Linked DNA regions of Homo sapiens: region 2 is linked to region 1. A link is a loop called in an ENCODE intact Hi-C map of the cell type or tissue named here. Cell type or tissue: IMR-90. All regions are shown on one strand.

The links. A loop is a pair of places that touch in the nucleus more often than their neighbours do. Peaks named below come from ENCODE experiments on the same cell type or tissue, not always from the same donor. Only the 100,000 strongest peaks of a DNase experiment are listed, where the experiment ranks them.
Region 2: a loop joins it to region 1, with 9 times the contacts of the local background. A loop is called at or near these places in 3 of 110 quality-filtered maps.

Annotation. Positions count from the first base shown.
Region 1 is chr1:185,666,730-185,674,729 of GRCh38, forward strand. All of the region lies in intron 1 of LOC107985239 (a long non-coding RNA gene), which reads left to right. Among named protein-coding and RNA genes, the nearest start is that of GS1-204I12.4, 24 kb to the left of the region's middle. In IMR-90, a CTCF peak has its summit at 3,812 (motif pointing left); no DNase peak of the experiment used is centred here.
Region 2 is chr1:185,449,592-185,457,591 of GRCh38, forward strand. No RefSeq gene overlaps it. Among named protein-coding and RNA genes, the nearest start is that of CBSLR, 140 kb to the left of the region's middle. In IMR-90, no CTCF peak of the experiment used is centred here; a DNase peak (open chromatin) is centred at 4,390; H3K27ac peaks cover 524 bases; H3K27me3 peaks cover 305 bases.

The sequences.
Region 1 (8,000 bases):
ATTCTCAGGATCCAGCACAGATCAAATGACTCCGAATCCACATTTTAGCAAGAGCCTAGGCTGCAAGGATCAAAATGGCTGGGTAGCTTCACTGACTGAAGGGCAGCTGTTCTTATACTCTGTTGCACTTTAGAAGAGTCATGATGGCTGGGCTGCACCCCCATGAAAATTAAATAAAAATTTCTGGGACTGGGATCCAGGTAACAGTATTAAAAAACAAAAACAAAACCCTATATGCAGTTATAATATTGCTTCTCAAATTACAAAGCACATACAAATCACCTGGGATCTTGCTAAAATGCAGATTCTGATTCATAGGTCTGGGTGGACCCTAATAACTTGCATTTTTAACCAGTTCTCAGTTGATGCTGTTGTAATTTTATTTCTCTTGTATTCCCCACAATGTCTAGTTCATGAACAAGTAGATGCTAATTAAATATATTTTGAAAGGCGAAATTTTCTGATTTCAGAATTAGTAAATATTTCAGATGTAAAGGAAGAAATAGGCTTCACAATGTTTAATTTGAAAGTACTTCAAAGGAAAAAAATTTTTTTTCTCAGACTTGAAGAAGGCAAAAACACTTCAAACAAAATGTCCTTTGTTTTCTCAGGATTCTCTATGAGAAAATAGACTCAATAAGAGATAACAGCTTGGGTTGTTTTTCTGTTTCTCTTACACAGTTGCTTCAAGTCTCATTATTAGGTTCCCTGGGTACAACACTCAAAGATCATTCCCAGACTGTATTAAGTTCCTGTGGAGTGATTATTTCATTACAAGCGATGTATACAGACTGATGGCTTGATAAACAATAGATCACCCAGAACTCTATTATGGTTCACACCGCTAATGTATTGTTTTCTGTTTCATAGGAAATACATCCCAGATTTGTCTGAGAGATGCTGTTTAGGATAAGAGTTATGTGATTTCTCAGTTCCCGATCAAAGTTTAAAGTGTTTGACTTGATTAAAAACCATTCTTCTTTAAAACAGAATCCATTGCAGACAATTTCAGATATTTGTTCTTAGACATTCTAGGAGTAAGACTATAAAACATACTACTCTGTAGATGTGGCTTATCATTCTTACTTCCCTTATCCTCTTTGCTGTAAACCTCCACACGCTTTTTTTTTTTAAGAGACTGGGTCTTGCTATTTTGTCCAGGCTCGTCTTGAACTCCTGGGCTCACGATATCCTCCCTCCTCAGCTTCTGGAGTAGCTGGGACTACAGGCGCATATACCACTTTGTGGTTGATTTTTTCCTATCCTCTTTTTAAAAGGTGTTTTTTACCTCTGCTTTAGAGCAAAGATGGTATAATTCATCTAGTTTTATAACAAATGTAAACCAGATACAATAATAATCTACTCAGACCTGTGTGTTCAAATGCAGTTCACACTCAGCATTGCACTAGATGTCCCTGCCCTCCATTCCTCCCTCTATTTTTCCCTCCATCCCTTGGGCATTTTTCCAAGTCCACATTATTCTATTTGATTGTCTGGGTATTGATATGTGTTATCTCTATGTTCTAGGCACTGAGCCCAGGGCTAAGTATACTGTGATGAATAAAACACACCATTCCCTAAAACCTTCCTTAATTTTCTCTTTTGTTGAACTCCTCATGTACTTTTAGTGAGTACAATGACATTTAGGATTAAATTGTTCTCTAATTTTTCTCCTGTGATCTATTTTTGACTTGCTAAGTAGATCAAAGCCTTATTGAAGATTTTGCATTGGTAATATTCACAGAGAAAATGTATACCTGAACTGCTGGAGAGGCTCTGGAAAAGTATAGGAGCACCTGTCCTAACTTTTAGGGTCATGGAAGACTTAGGAGAGGACATCTAAGCTAAGTAGGATAAGTAGAATGTAATCAGGTGAAGATTGAAAGTGGGGAAAAGGCTGGCAGAGTGTAGGATCCCATTCCATATTCAAGAAGTGGTTTTGCAAAGAGAAGATAAAGTATAGCATATTTAAAAGATGCATAGGTACTTCAGAATCACCAAACACAAACTGCAAGGGGGTAGATGTGGAGAATAAGGTACACCATGAAAAATATACAGGGACAATACAAAAGAGCAAGATGAAGGGTCAACATTGTGCTATAGAAACAAAATTCCCTAAAGTAAGTTTTCTGGTTTTGTCAGTGACTTTATAGGCTGTGAGATAGAGGAGGTCAACCCTAGTTGGAGCAGTATGCAAAGCAGAGATGGCCTTATATTGCGGAGTGCTTTGGATAGCCAGAGAGGTGGAGGGATCGACTTCAGTCTGGGAAGACCCCCTGAAAAAATGCCCAGTGGCTGGCAGTCATTTTGATGGGCTTTCTGCCTGAAACAGGGATTTCTCCTCAAAGGCAAATGAGATACAAATTTACCCAATGGCACATCCTAATAACTGAAGCAGGAAGACAAAACAGGTTCCTCAGGTCCCCACTCAACCAGCCATTTGCTAGAACACAAAATTATCTGCATTCAAATGCCAATTTTTTTTGAGTCACTGAATATGCTTTCTTTGCCTTTTCATTATTTCTTAATAATAATCATATAGCACTGACATCATTTATATCCAAGTTTGCAGTTAAATAGATCAGTTAATAAGTTGTACAAAGAACGGTGTGTTCTATACTGAAATAAGTGGCAATGATCTTATCTTCAGAGTATATCATCATCTATTTGGTTCTCAAAAACATCATCATCATTATAATTACTTTATTAATTCTTTTAGCTACTATTTTTTAAAGTTCTTTTTATGTTCCAAGCACTGTGGTAAGTGCTTTACAAACTGTAAGAGACATAAAGCTTTTCTGTATGTCTAGCCTCCCTTCCTTCTTTCAGAAATAATGTCTTTTTTTGTTTGTTTGTTTGTTTTGCTTTTAGGAGACCAGCCGTTTCTCATTCTCACTCTACGCAGTCAACTCCATGCATTCACAGTTTTACCCTTCTCTCTCTCCAGGCTTTATAGTGGTGGTAGTCATGGGACAGCACAGGACGCAGGCCTGGCTTAGGTGGGCACATGTCCTAAAGTGGTCTGAGCCATACTGAGGCCTGCACTTTTGCTGGAGCTATTGGAAAAGAGGTCCCTGGGTATAAGAGCCACTTAAATCTGGAGCGGGCTGAGCCCACCTGGTACCATGAGAAGAAAATCTGCCAGATATTGAAGTCAACACACAAGAAAGCAGAGCCAGGAGATGGAGACAAGGCAATAGCATCCTCAATATATTAAATTCCAAAGCTGGCTGTTCCTGAAGAGAGTATGTATCTGGACCTTTCAGCTATGTGATCCAATATATGTCTCTATCTTTACAAAACTACTTTGAGTTGGGCTTTTGTTCTTGGCTGCTGAAACAGGCAGAGCCATTATATGACTAAAAAGCTCCTGTTCTTAACGACCAATATCTCCAAGGATATTGGAGAAATGCTGGTGAAATAATGTGAGTAAATTTAAAAAGGAATCCCTCTTCACCTGCCCCCAAGTTTCGTGAGCTTTTTTAAGGGTACGTTTTCCATAAGGAATGTGCTTACTATTGCAGATTAGCAATGTGTTAGTTTGTCCATACGAAAGCAAGTAGCACTTATTTCCTTGTGGACAAGTGCATCCCCTGTGGTCCTGCTAGTACTATTTCAGTCCTAACGGGGTGATCAAGGGTTTGAGGCACCCTCTCAATACAAGCCCCAACCAAGGGAGGGTCCTAGCTCTTCTCATTTGAAAATGGTAAGCAAGCACTTCTCACTTCTAGATGGGAAGCCTGCCGATAACAAAAAATAGTTTTGCTTAAATATAGGCAGGCTTGAATTTGATGAAATGGCCCCCTCCGGTGGTTAGAGCAGCTGCTATAGTCTCCTTCCTCCTTAAGGTGGGAGACCTAAAATGAACCTTACTTAGTCTATTGCTTGTAAAGCCCACTGTTCTCTGAAATTTACTGCTTTGGTAAAATCTGCACAACTTAGAGTGCAGTGACAGCTGTATAACCGCATCGTTCAAGAAATCCTCAGTGTGAATGACTTTTAAATATTGGATGGATTGCCTTACATTCTGGGAGTGTTACTTTCACCCTCATTTATAAGGGGAAGCTCATAAAATAAGCTTCTCAGGAGTATACATTAATAAGAACAAAACAACCTTAACACAGCAGACTAATTTATCTATGTTTAATCTGTCTTGTAAAATAGCAAGATTAAAATGGAGGTACGTCACAGAAGATCAAAACATGTAGGCTCCTTGAAGTCCCTGCACATTTGGCCTAAATGCTTCCTAGCTCGTTTTTAAATCAGCTGATGTGAATGAGAAGTTATTTTTAAAAAATCAGACAATCAGAGTGCCCTGTACTAGAAAGAGACGACCTGTATGTTTGCTGACCATTGTTCTAGTGCTTGCTAGGGAAAGTTACCTGGAATTAGTAATAGAAAGAAAAGAACACATTATGGATGCTAAGGATAATTCTTCTTCTCTCTCTTAAATTTCATGAGACTTAAAAGGTGATTCTACAGTTTTTGACGTGATTCTTTAAAATATTTTTAGAAATATTTTATTTTATTTATTTATTTTTGAGATGGAGTCTCGCTCTGTCACCCAGGCTGGAGTGCAGTGACACGATCTTGGCTCCCTGCAATCTCCACCTCCTAGGTTCAAGTGATTCTTCTCTCTCAGCCTCCTGAGTAGCTGGGAGTACAGGCATGCACCACCATGCCTGGCTAATTTTTTATATTTTTAGTAGAGACAAGTTTCACTGTGTTGGCAAGGTTGGTCTCAAAGTCCTGACCTCAAATGATCCACCCTCCTTGGCCTCCCAAAGTGCTGGGATTACAGGCATGAGCCACTGTGTCTGGCCCAGAAATATTTTAACTTAGCACTTTGGTGTCAGATTCATAGGAGCCAATGCATACAAAATTATTTATTTCGTTTGAAAAATAATTCTGTAGAGGTCATTGCAATGTTGAGTTCTTGATCTTTAAATCCTTTTAAAATTTTAGATGGGCATTGCTAACGGGAGAGATACAGTTCACACCAAATAGATACCACGGATCATTCTCTTTTTAAAGTGTTCCTCTTTGAGATTCCCCACCCCACCTCCCCCCACTTTGCTGTGCCTCCATTCTCAACAAGCATCTTAAACATTGTTTATCCCCCATCCTCTGTCTTTGGCCATCTTCTCAATATATACCCTCCTTCTGAGTGTTCTCATCCAAACTCATGGCTGTATTTACTATCCATCACTGTAGTTTCCTAAATTAATATTGCTATTTAAAATTGAGCTGTACCCTGACCTTCAGAGCTATACATAAAATGGGCTGCCCAACATCTACTTGAATGTCCCATAAGGATTCAAATTCAGTATAGCAAAACTGAGCTTAATATATCTTCTCCCTGAATTTAGTTCCAGTTCATTTCATGGCCTCAAAACCCCGTATCTGGGAAACATACCAGAATCTTTCCTTACCTTCTTCCACAACCAACCGGTTACTATATGCTATAATATTTACCTTTTTGGCATTTCTGGTATTCGTCTTCTCGTTACCATCTTCACTGCTGTTGCCCTCATTGAGGCACTCATCTCTTACCTGGACTATTATAAGAGATTCTACTTTCAACTGAACAAACACATTGTAGCCAGAATTGCTTTTCCTAAATGCAAATCAAATCACGTTCTTCCCCATATCCCTCTTTTTTTTTTGAGACAGAGTCTCATTCTGTCAAGTGATTCTCCTGCCTTAGCCTCCCAAGTAGCTGGGATTACAGGCACACACCACCATGCCTGGCTAATTTTTGTATTTTTAGTAGAGACGGAGTTTCACCATGTTGGCCAGGCTGGTCTTAAACTCCCGACCTCAGGTGATCTGCCCGCCTCGGCCTCCCAATGTGTTGGTATTAGAGGTGTGAGCCACCATGCCCAGCCTATGTTCTTCCCCTTTTAAGACACTTCAGGGTTGTTGTTGTGTGTTTTTTTTTTTTGTAAGCATAAATTTAAATTTCTTGATGCATCATACATGATCCTCTACATCTGGCTACTGACCACTTCTCTATATCAGTTGTCTATTGCCCTGATAACACTGTGTAACCAACAACCACAAAATCTCAAGGACATACTTAAGAAACATTTATTATTCCCTTGTCTAGGCTGGTCTGCTGTGGACTTTGCTTGATCTTGGCTGGAGTTGCTCTTATGTCTGGAGGTTGGCTGGCCTTGGCTGGTCTAGAGTAGACTTAGCTGGAATAACTGGGGCAACTTGGCTCTGCTCTATGTGTTCCTTGTCCTCTGGCTGACTAGCCTGGGCATGGTTAATGGGGATGACAGAGATGCAAGAGAGAGCATAAGCAGAAATATACAAAGTTTCTTGAGGCCTAGGTTCAGAATTGGCACATCGTCATGTTTGCTAAGTTGTATTAGCCAAAGGAAGTCCTAAGACTGGCTCAGATTCAAGGGTTCGGGAGACAGATTCTGCCTCCAATTAGGGGAACTGCAAAGTCACATGACAATGGGTTGACTACAGGAAGTGGGGGAGAATTAGAGTTTTTATTGCACTGTCCATCATATATTTCAAGAAAGCTTCCACTTTCTTCCTTCCTCAGGACAAACAAGGAACAAAGAAACTCTCCACTGAAATTTTCAAATTTCATTACGGATAATGCAAGGAAAAGGAGAAAACGTCAAAGGAACTATAATTTCAACACCCTTGTAGAGAAAATAATGTATCTATGGAGGAAAATAAGTACAGGGTACTATGAGGAAATAAACATTAGGAGAATAGAAAAGAGACATTGGGAATTAAAAATATGATGGCAAAATAAGAAATTCAGTGAAAAGTTTGGAAGACAAAATTGAGGCATTTCCTGGAAAGCAGAACAAAAGGCCAAAAAAAAAAAAAAAAAACACAAAGAACACTAAGAAATAAAAACAGTCAGTTCAAAATATTTAAATCTGATTAATAAATGTTTTAATTTCAATTTTAATTTTTTTGATACAGTTTTGCTCCTGTCACCCAGGCTGGAGTGCAATAGCGCAATCTCAGCTCACCGCAACCTCTGCTTCCTGGGTTCAAGCGATTCTCCTGCTTCAGCCTCCCAAGTAGCTGAGATTACAGGCACCTGTCATTACACCTGGCTAATTTCTGTATTTTTTAGTAGAGACAGAGTTTCACGTTTCACCATGTTGGCCAGTCTGGTCGCAAACTCCTGACATCAGGTGATCCACCTCCCTCCACCTCCCAAAGTGCTGGGATTACAGGCATGAGCCATTGCGCACGGCCCCTGATTATAAAAGTTTTAAATAAGGAAAGGCAATTATTTAAAAAATAAGAAAATGCAGATGCCCAGGGTTTGCTACTGGAGAGATCTGATTCAGAAGGTCAGTAAATTGAATTAATACATTAATTTTGTATCTTTCCTTCAGCTTCTTTGGAACACTGAATATGAAACACAAAGTAGAACTTCAGAACTGATGAACTATTATTAGAAGTGGTTTGATTTGAAAATGTGGAAGTCAATTGTGGGAAGAGGGCATAAGGATGGAGATAACTATGTTTAAAACTTATTTTGAAAGTAGACAACAGCTAACATTAGTGTTCCGTGATGACGGGAAGTGGAGACAATGCAGCTGCTAAATGAGTCCCTTTAAATATTGACATGACTGACTCTAGTGCGACATGTTTAGTAGGAAGTGGGAGAGGAAGTAAAAATAGACCAAAGCAAACATTTGCTCAAGATAGACGAAGAGCAATACATCCTCTCTGTGCCCCTCCACCCCTATGAAAACATGGCTCTAAGCTTCTGACAACTTTTTTTCTCCCGTTTCTATTGTTATGGTCATGGTCATGATTTAGCACATTCTGGTGACTTTCATATATGCTCCTCTGACCAAATTCTAGATAAATGTTTTATGTTTACATTGTCACAACTCTTCAGGAATGAAGGTTACTCTCTCCCTTCATTAGAGACCGAAAATAAATGTTCAGCAGTAGAATCTTTTTCAACATTACTTTAAAAACGCAATCTCAAGGGGTCTCAGTTT
Region 2 (8,000 bases), 220 kb before region 1:
GTAAAGATCCCTTCTATCATAGTGGTGTAGGATCTAAGGGGACTTGAGAACTGCTCATTCTCAAGTTCTTCTGCCAGTGTTACTTATTTCTTGTTTTAGGTATTGCCATTATAGGAAAATACCTGGATTTAGATTCAAAGACAAATCTCTTTATAAAAGCGGTTGTGCAATTATTTCTGCTGCCTTATCCCTTTGTGTAACAGCTGTCCTGGAAAATATTGCATTTGTTTCCCACATTTAATTACTCACTAATGACCAATAAAAGCTATAAAAGAGTTTATTGCTTTATTGATGATGATTCAGGTCAAACATGGCAGATGCTTCCTTATGCTGAATCCTCCAACAAGTATCTATTATAGGAAGATGGATGCATCAAGTTCAGTAGAATAGCGAAGAGCAGTTTGCAGCTGGCCAGGTTCCTAGCATGGAGGTACTTTGCTACAGGATACTTTGCTGCAAAGTTCAGCCTTCCTTTTGAAGCAGATCTTCCTTTCTGCTCTCTTTTTACTTCTTCCTTCTTTCCTGTCCCCTTCCTTCTTCCTTCTTGCTCCTTTTTTTCTTTTTATTTCTTGTGTTCCTACTCAAGGGGAGCATACCAAAGAAACAAATAATTATTTCTTCCCTGCTGGAATTGACAATTAACTTAAGGAGCTAAAACCTGAAACAGAATGACAAGTGAACATAGGTAAGTGTAGGGTGAGGCAGCCCAACCTCTGTACTTAAGGGTGGAGAGAATTCACAGTAAGTAAATGATCCATCTAAGGTGGGGATTGCCAGTAAAGTTTCTTGAAGCCAGCTTGCTTGTTTGCTTTCCTGTCTGCTCCAAAACAAGTTACTTCAGGTTATAGTCATTGATTCCATATACATTTTGTTTTTTATTGATATCTCATATCTGTGTTTTGGGAGGTTTGTTTTTTATTATCCAATCCAAGCTGAGTGATGCCTAGTTTTCTTATCTCATTGCCCGGTGTTTATTCAGTGTTCAAACCTAAGCCCCACTGGTGATGGGCATGGCCTTTTTATCCTCCACAGCTCCTTACAACTGTGTGACCATAGCTTCCGGTGGATTACAACAGTGATGTACAGGTGATGGTGATAATAAGAGGACTTGTTTTGACTACATTCTAAATTTGACCGTATTCCAAATTAAAACTTGTTATTGGTCAAACATTACCAGGGAAGTCTTTGGGAGTGCAAAGTTATGGAACCAATATTTTCTGAGCACACGCTGTGCTGGGGATCATGCTGTGCATGTTAGACAAATCTACTTGGTTGTTGCCCACGGTGACTTCAGCTTACAGATGAAGAAACTGAGGTTCACAGAGGTAAGTTAAATTACTTACAGCCATACAATTGGTACATGTTGGAGCCAGGGTTCAAACCTAGGTTGCCCGTATTTCCACATCCTTTTCCACTATACCAAAAAGCTTCCCTAAGATAGGGCCTGTGAAGGACTCCCAGATGCTGGGGATGCGACAGAATCCCAGGCATGCTGCCGTCACCAAAACCACTACCACTGCCCCTTGTGGGAAGAACTGGATTCACGGGGTCATGGATGCTCCAGGAAATGCTACACAAAAAGAGTGATATCTGTGAAGGGAGAGGCTAGGGGGAAGGGGAAGGCAAATGTGTAAAATATGTGTCTCTATCATCAGTTTTATGTTCAGCTATGAACATTCTGTTCTAAAGAAGGTTTGTGTTCCCAAAGTTACAGCTCCGTAGTAACAGTGGTCTCCCAGCCTGTCCACTTGTTTGTAGCTACTTTGGAAGGGTACTAGGGTCAGTGTGATCTCCATGAAGTTTAGGTGAATCCAGCACCAAGGTCCCTTCTGACCATCTTAGAGCAAGGACCCACTGTCTATTTTTATCTCCTTCAACTCTTAAAGACTCTTTTTCCCTCAAGAGTCCCATTGCCTTTTCTGACGTTCAGACTTGGACAAAGCCTATTTGGTCTATCACATCTGCTTTCATAACTTTGAATATCTGTGGAAGTGCACAGTGATATTGATTCCTTTCCCTAAGAATAAGAAGGCTTTAGATTCTTTATGTAAATTGTACACTACATTTCAAACCTCCACACTCAGCTTCTCAATTGTATATGAGAGGGTTGGCTTGTCTTTATATGCTAAGTCCTGGAGACTTGTCTCTAATTCACTAAAAACGTGACCTCTGTTTAACCTCAGAAGCAGAGGTAACCAAATACATTTCCCTTTCTAAATAAGATGACAATACCCTCTGAGGCTTGGGTGTTTCTCAAGCGCAGCCCTAGTCTTGAATCTCCTAACTTGCCCATCCTGTACCTACCTATGAATCCAAACTGATTGGGGGACAAAGAAAGGCAATTGTAATAGAGACCATTTAGAGCAAGATACAGACATACAGGAGCTAAAGGAGGCGAGTGTGTGTGAATAGGGGATGGGGGTGAGGGAATGAACCCTCTTTACAGAAGAGTTTTGATTTTGAGGCAGCTTTTTTCTTGTGGCAGGGCCAGATATACCAGGCTGAGGCTAATGAAACTTAAGCTTTGGGCCTCTCACTTGCATGGAACTCTTCCAAGGCCCTGGGAGAGGCTCTAGAAATTCTAATTTATAATTTTTCACTTTTTTCATTAAAGGAGATTTTCTTCCTCCAAATTGTATGCTTCAGTCTCCACAAAAACCAGATCTACCCCTGCCCGGACCAACATTTTTAGAATGGTTCTCATAAACAAAGAGACCAATACCAGCTTAGCCAGTCAAGAATTAAGACTGAATTGGTTTGGTAATCCCGGCTGAAGGGTCTGCTTATGGAAAGAGGCTTCTGGCAGCCTACTTTGTTTGGACCAAAGATGCTAAATAAATTTTACGTTATGCGTCAACCCCAATCGATTGGTAGTGGCTGTGTTGAGAAAGATTCTGAAGTCAGGTCCAGGCTCATGAGAGTCATAAATAATTAGTGATGGCCACCATGAATATCTGTCTGATGTTAGCCCTGATTTGAATTTGGACTCCGTATCTATGGCCCAAGATGGAAGCTGCAGTGTTAGTGGAAAAAAAATAAAGCTCAAAGGGATGTCTCTTTCTGTGGTAAGTGTCTTTCAGAAAACACAAGGCAATTCTTTCTACCTGGCTTCCTGAATTATGCAAAATGTTGGGACACTTGGTTAAGAAACATTCTTCATAAGGCACATACTGAGGCTGACTAGTGACTGCTCCTTGAAGGCAGAGCTGAACAGAGAGTGTGCTAGATTTCAGGGCCTTCAGCCACTTTCTGTTTCTACCATGGGTTTGGTGGGTCACACAAAGACTTGGTGGTCACTCTTCACATATAGAGTAAGTATGTCAAATGCTATATTCTGGGATTAGCATATTTTTGGTGTTCAAACAATCAAAAACCATAGTTTATTAAACAGCTAACAGGTGACAATGGGTGTATTCTCTATACTTTTCCTAAATGGTGTGTGTTATGAGCTGAATTTTATGGCCCTTCAATTCATACATTGAAGTCCTAACTCCCAGTATCTTGGAATGTGACTATATTTAGAGATAGAGGCTTTAAAGAGTTAAAATGAGGTCATCAGGGTGGGCGCTAATTCAGTATGATTGGAGTCCTTATAAAAAGGGGAAATTTAGAGACAGATGCACATACACAGAGCACTCCATGTGAAGAGACGCAAGGAGAAGACAGCCAACTATAAGCCAAGGAAAGGAGGAAATGTAGACGCAGACACACATTGCAGGGAATGCTGTGTGAACATGAAGACAACTGTCTACAAGTCAAGGAGCGAGGCCTTGGGAGAAAGCAATCCTGTTGACACCTAGGTCTCAGATGTCTGACCTCTAGTACTGTGAGAAAATGAATTACTATTGTTTAAGCCAGGGATCTACAGCCCCCAGGTTACGGACTGATAGTGGTCCGTGGCCTGCGAGGAACTGGGCCACACAGCAGGAGGTTAGTGGTGGGAGAGCTTCAACTGTAGTTATAGCCACTTCCCATTGTTTGCATCCTTTATTTCCTGAGCTCCGCTTCCTGTCAGATCAGCGGTGGCATTAGATTCTCAAAGGAAAGCAAACCCTATTGTGAACTGCGCAGGAGAGGGATCTAGGTTGCGTGTTCCTTATGAGAATCTAATACTTGATGATCTGTTACTGTCTCCCATCACCCCCATATGGAACCATCTAGTTGCAGGAAAACAGGCTCAGGGCTCCCACTGATTCTACATTATGGTGAGTTGTATAGTTATTTCATTACATATTGCAGTGTCATAATGCAAATAAAGTGCACAATAAATGTAATGTGTCTGAATCATCCCCAAACCATCCCCATACCCCTGGGATGTGGAAAAATTGTCTTCCACGAAACCAGTCCCTGGTGCCAAAAAGCTTGGGGACTGCTTGTTTAAACCACCCAGTCTGCGGTATTTTGTTATGGTAGCCCTAGAAAACTAATACACTATGTTTGCACCATTCCTTTGGAATTTTTTTCTTATGTATACACTGTGAAGCTTTGCATATTTTCTGTTGTGTCTCATGTTTATCAAAAAGTTCTTGCCTCATATTTTCCAGTCTCTTTTTTCTTTTACCACTTAATCTCTGGGCTTAACAATGGTAATTTTTGCCACATTCCAGCCTGACTTGATGATATTTCTATTTAAACTACCAGCAAGATTTATTGAGAAGCCAGTGAAAAAGAAAGACAACTCAAATTAGTTTCACTGAAGTGCACAGGAGGATATAAATAATTCTTGGTTGGAAAATCTGGTTAGTGGTCCTGACAGTCCAGAAAAATGTTGCTGGAGTGAGAACAGCAGGGGAGGCTATAGAAGTACAGGCTCATCAGGAAAGGAGGTGTTTTGATCCATATTTTGAATAACATGATTGAGTTTAGTAATACAGTATGGTTTTTTTTTCTTTTCTTTTCTTTTTTTTTTTTTTTTGAGACGGAGTCTCGCTCTGTCACCCAGGCTGGAGTGCAGTGGCGCAATCTTGGCTCACTGTGCAAGCTCCACCTCCTGGGTTCACGCCATTCTCCTGCCTCAGCCTCCCGAGTAGCTGGGATTACAGGCGCCCGCCACCATGCCCGGCTAATTTTTTGTATATTTAGTAGAGATGGGGTTTCACCGTGTTAGCCAGGATGGTCTCGATCTCCTGACCTTGTGATCCACCCACGTCAGCCTCCCAAAGTGCTGGAATTACAGGCATGAGCCACCACGCCCGGCCGTAATACAGTATGTTTATTTCAGAAACAAGATGATAAATTTCAGTACTTATTTGATATGTGCTATAATCTTCTGTAGAGTTGGCAAGTGATGTGCACTGTGGCCCTCAAATGCTGGGAATCAAAAGGGAAAAAACCACATTTTGATTCTCTATAATTCCATTAACTAGAGTTCATTTGTAATCTACTCTTAGAAGAAAAATTTGCAATAACGAGAAGCCAAACATATAAGGTATTTTAAAGAAATAATCAAATATCTAAGGTACGTTCTGTGATTCAGTATAAATTCAGGCCTATCTCATGTATCTTTTACATCTTTATCCAAACATCTGTTTAGTATGAATTATTGGTGAGAAGTAGGATTCTGAGGTAATGCAAAACTTCTATCATCAAAGATTGAATTAATTTGATTTTGCTCACTATATAACATTTACAAAGGTAGGGAAGTGAGCCAATTATGTGTAAGAAAGAGTTTCCACAGTGAGGGTACAAGTAAATGAAAATTCTTATTTAATTGTTGCCTAAATAGAAACTCCAATGAATAAACCTCGGCCCTTAAAAATAGAGGTATTGCTGTGGTTCTGATTTCATTAACAATAACCCTTTGATACCATTTTCCCATTTGTAAATGTTGACTTTTTGGCTTTCAAAAAATTTCTATACTTTTATTAAAGACAAAGACTAGGCCGGGTGCAGTTGCTCACGCCTGTAATCCCAGTATTTTGGGAGGCTGAGGCGGGTGGATCACGAGTTCGGGAGTTCAAGACCAGGCTGGCCAAGATGGTGAAACCCCGTCTCTACTAAAAATACAAAAATTAGCCAGGTGTGGTGGCAGGCACCTGTAATCTCAGCTACTCAGGAGGCCGAGGCAGAGGATTGCTTGAACCTGGGAGGCGGAGGTTGCAGTGAGCCAAGATCATGCCACTGCACTCCAGCCTGAGCGACAGAGTGAGACTCCATCTCAAAAAAACAAAAAACAAAAAACAAACAAACCCAAAAAAACACAATGACTATTTTTTTTTTTTTTTGTCAGATGGAGCCTCCCTCTGTCTCCTAGGCTGGAGTACAGTGGTGCAATCTTGGCTCACTGCAACCTCTGCCTCCCGGGTTCGGGCAATTCTCTGTCTCAGCCTCCTGAGTAGCTGAGATTACAGGCGCCCACCACCACACCCGGCTAATTTTTGTATTTTTAAGTAGAGACAGGGTTTCACCATCTTAGCCAGGCTGGTCTTGAACTCCTAACTTCAGGTGATTCATCCACCTCAGCCTCCTAAAGTGCTGGGATTACAGGTGTGAGCCACTGTGCCTGTCCGACAATGACTTTTTTTTTTTTTTTTTGAGATGGAGTCTTACTCTGTCTCCCAGGCTGGAGTGCAATAGCACCATGTCGGCTCACTGCAACCTCCATCTCCTGGGTGCAAGCAATTCTCCTGCCTCAGCCTCCCGAGGAGCTGAGATTACAGGCGGCTGCCACCACACCTGGCTAATTTTTATATTTTTAGTAGATACAGGGTTTCACCATGTTGGCCAGGCTGGTCTCGAACTCCTGACCTCAGGTAATCTGCCCGCCTTGGTCTCCCAAAGTGTTGGGATTACAGGCGTGAGCCACTGCACCCTGCTGACTATTTTTTAAGAAAAACTTTTCCAAAAAAATATGACTTAACCTGTGACATCTCTTAGTCCCATGAACAGCTGGGTGGGAAGTCATCTGCAGGGGGTCTTTTCACCATGGATGCTGCAACCCCCTGGTCTGAGCCCCCATCCTCTCTTGCTTGGATAACTGCAACAGCTTCCTGCAGAGCCTCCTGTTTCTCCCCTTGATCCTCTATAGTCTGTGCTCAACACAATGGCTATACAATAATTTAAAATATATGTGCCATTTTATGCTTCTCCTTAGTTCAACCCCTGTGTGACTTCCCATCTGCCTCAGAGTGAAAGCCAAAGTCTTAACAATGGCCCACAGTGCCCTCCACAATCTGCCCTGCCCTTCTGTCCCTCACCTCCCTGGCTCAGCTCATCGCACTCATCCCCTAGACTGCTCTACTCTGCTGCACTGACCTCCTTGCCATTCCTCAATCCTGCCAGCCCTGCTCCCTCTGCCTGGAAGGCTCTTTCTACAGTTATTTCCATGCCTCCCTCCCTCATACCTTTTGGATCTTTGCTCGAATGTCGTAAGCCATCCTCTCATGGAGACCTTTTCACACCCTTTAAAATTGCTACCACCTCCCTAGCGCCCTCTCCCCAACCCCATTCCTCTTCCATTCTCATTACCGTATGACTTAACTCTCTATTTGCTTGTTTTATTGTCCTTCCTCCACTGGGATGTAAGCTCCATGAAGGCAGGGATTTTAGTCTGTTTCGTTCACCTAATAGAATCTTGTCGGCTCATAGTAGGGTCAATAAATATTAGTTTAATAAACAAATGACTGATGAGGACTTTTTCCAGCAATTTATTTACCTATTTGCCAAAGGACCAGCAAAATAACTCAGAAATCTAATAATGGGTTAAGTCTCTTAATGAAACAGAATGGAACATAGTATTCCAGTGCCATCTTGCATTCTGCAGGACTTGACAGTAATGTGTAAGAGAAAAAAAGAGATAGACTGATATTTCCTTAGTCACATATCTTTCAATATATTGAGGCCATAAAAGAAATAAGTAAGCTACAAAACATTCTCTTCTAACGTAATTATATTTATTCCTTCCTTCCTTTTTTGTTTGTTTGCCTAATCACATATATTATACAAATTAATGATAGTCCGTTTAGAGATAGAACACTTTCCAGGAGTCGAAAGTAAAAATC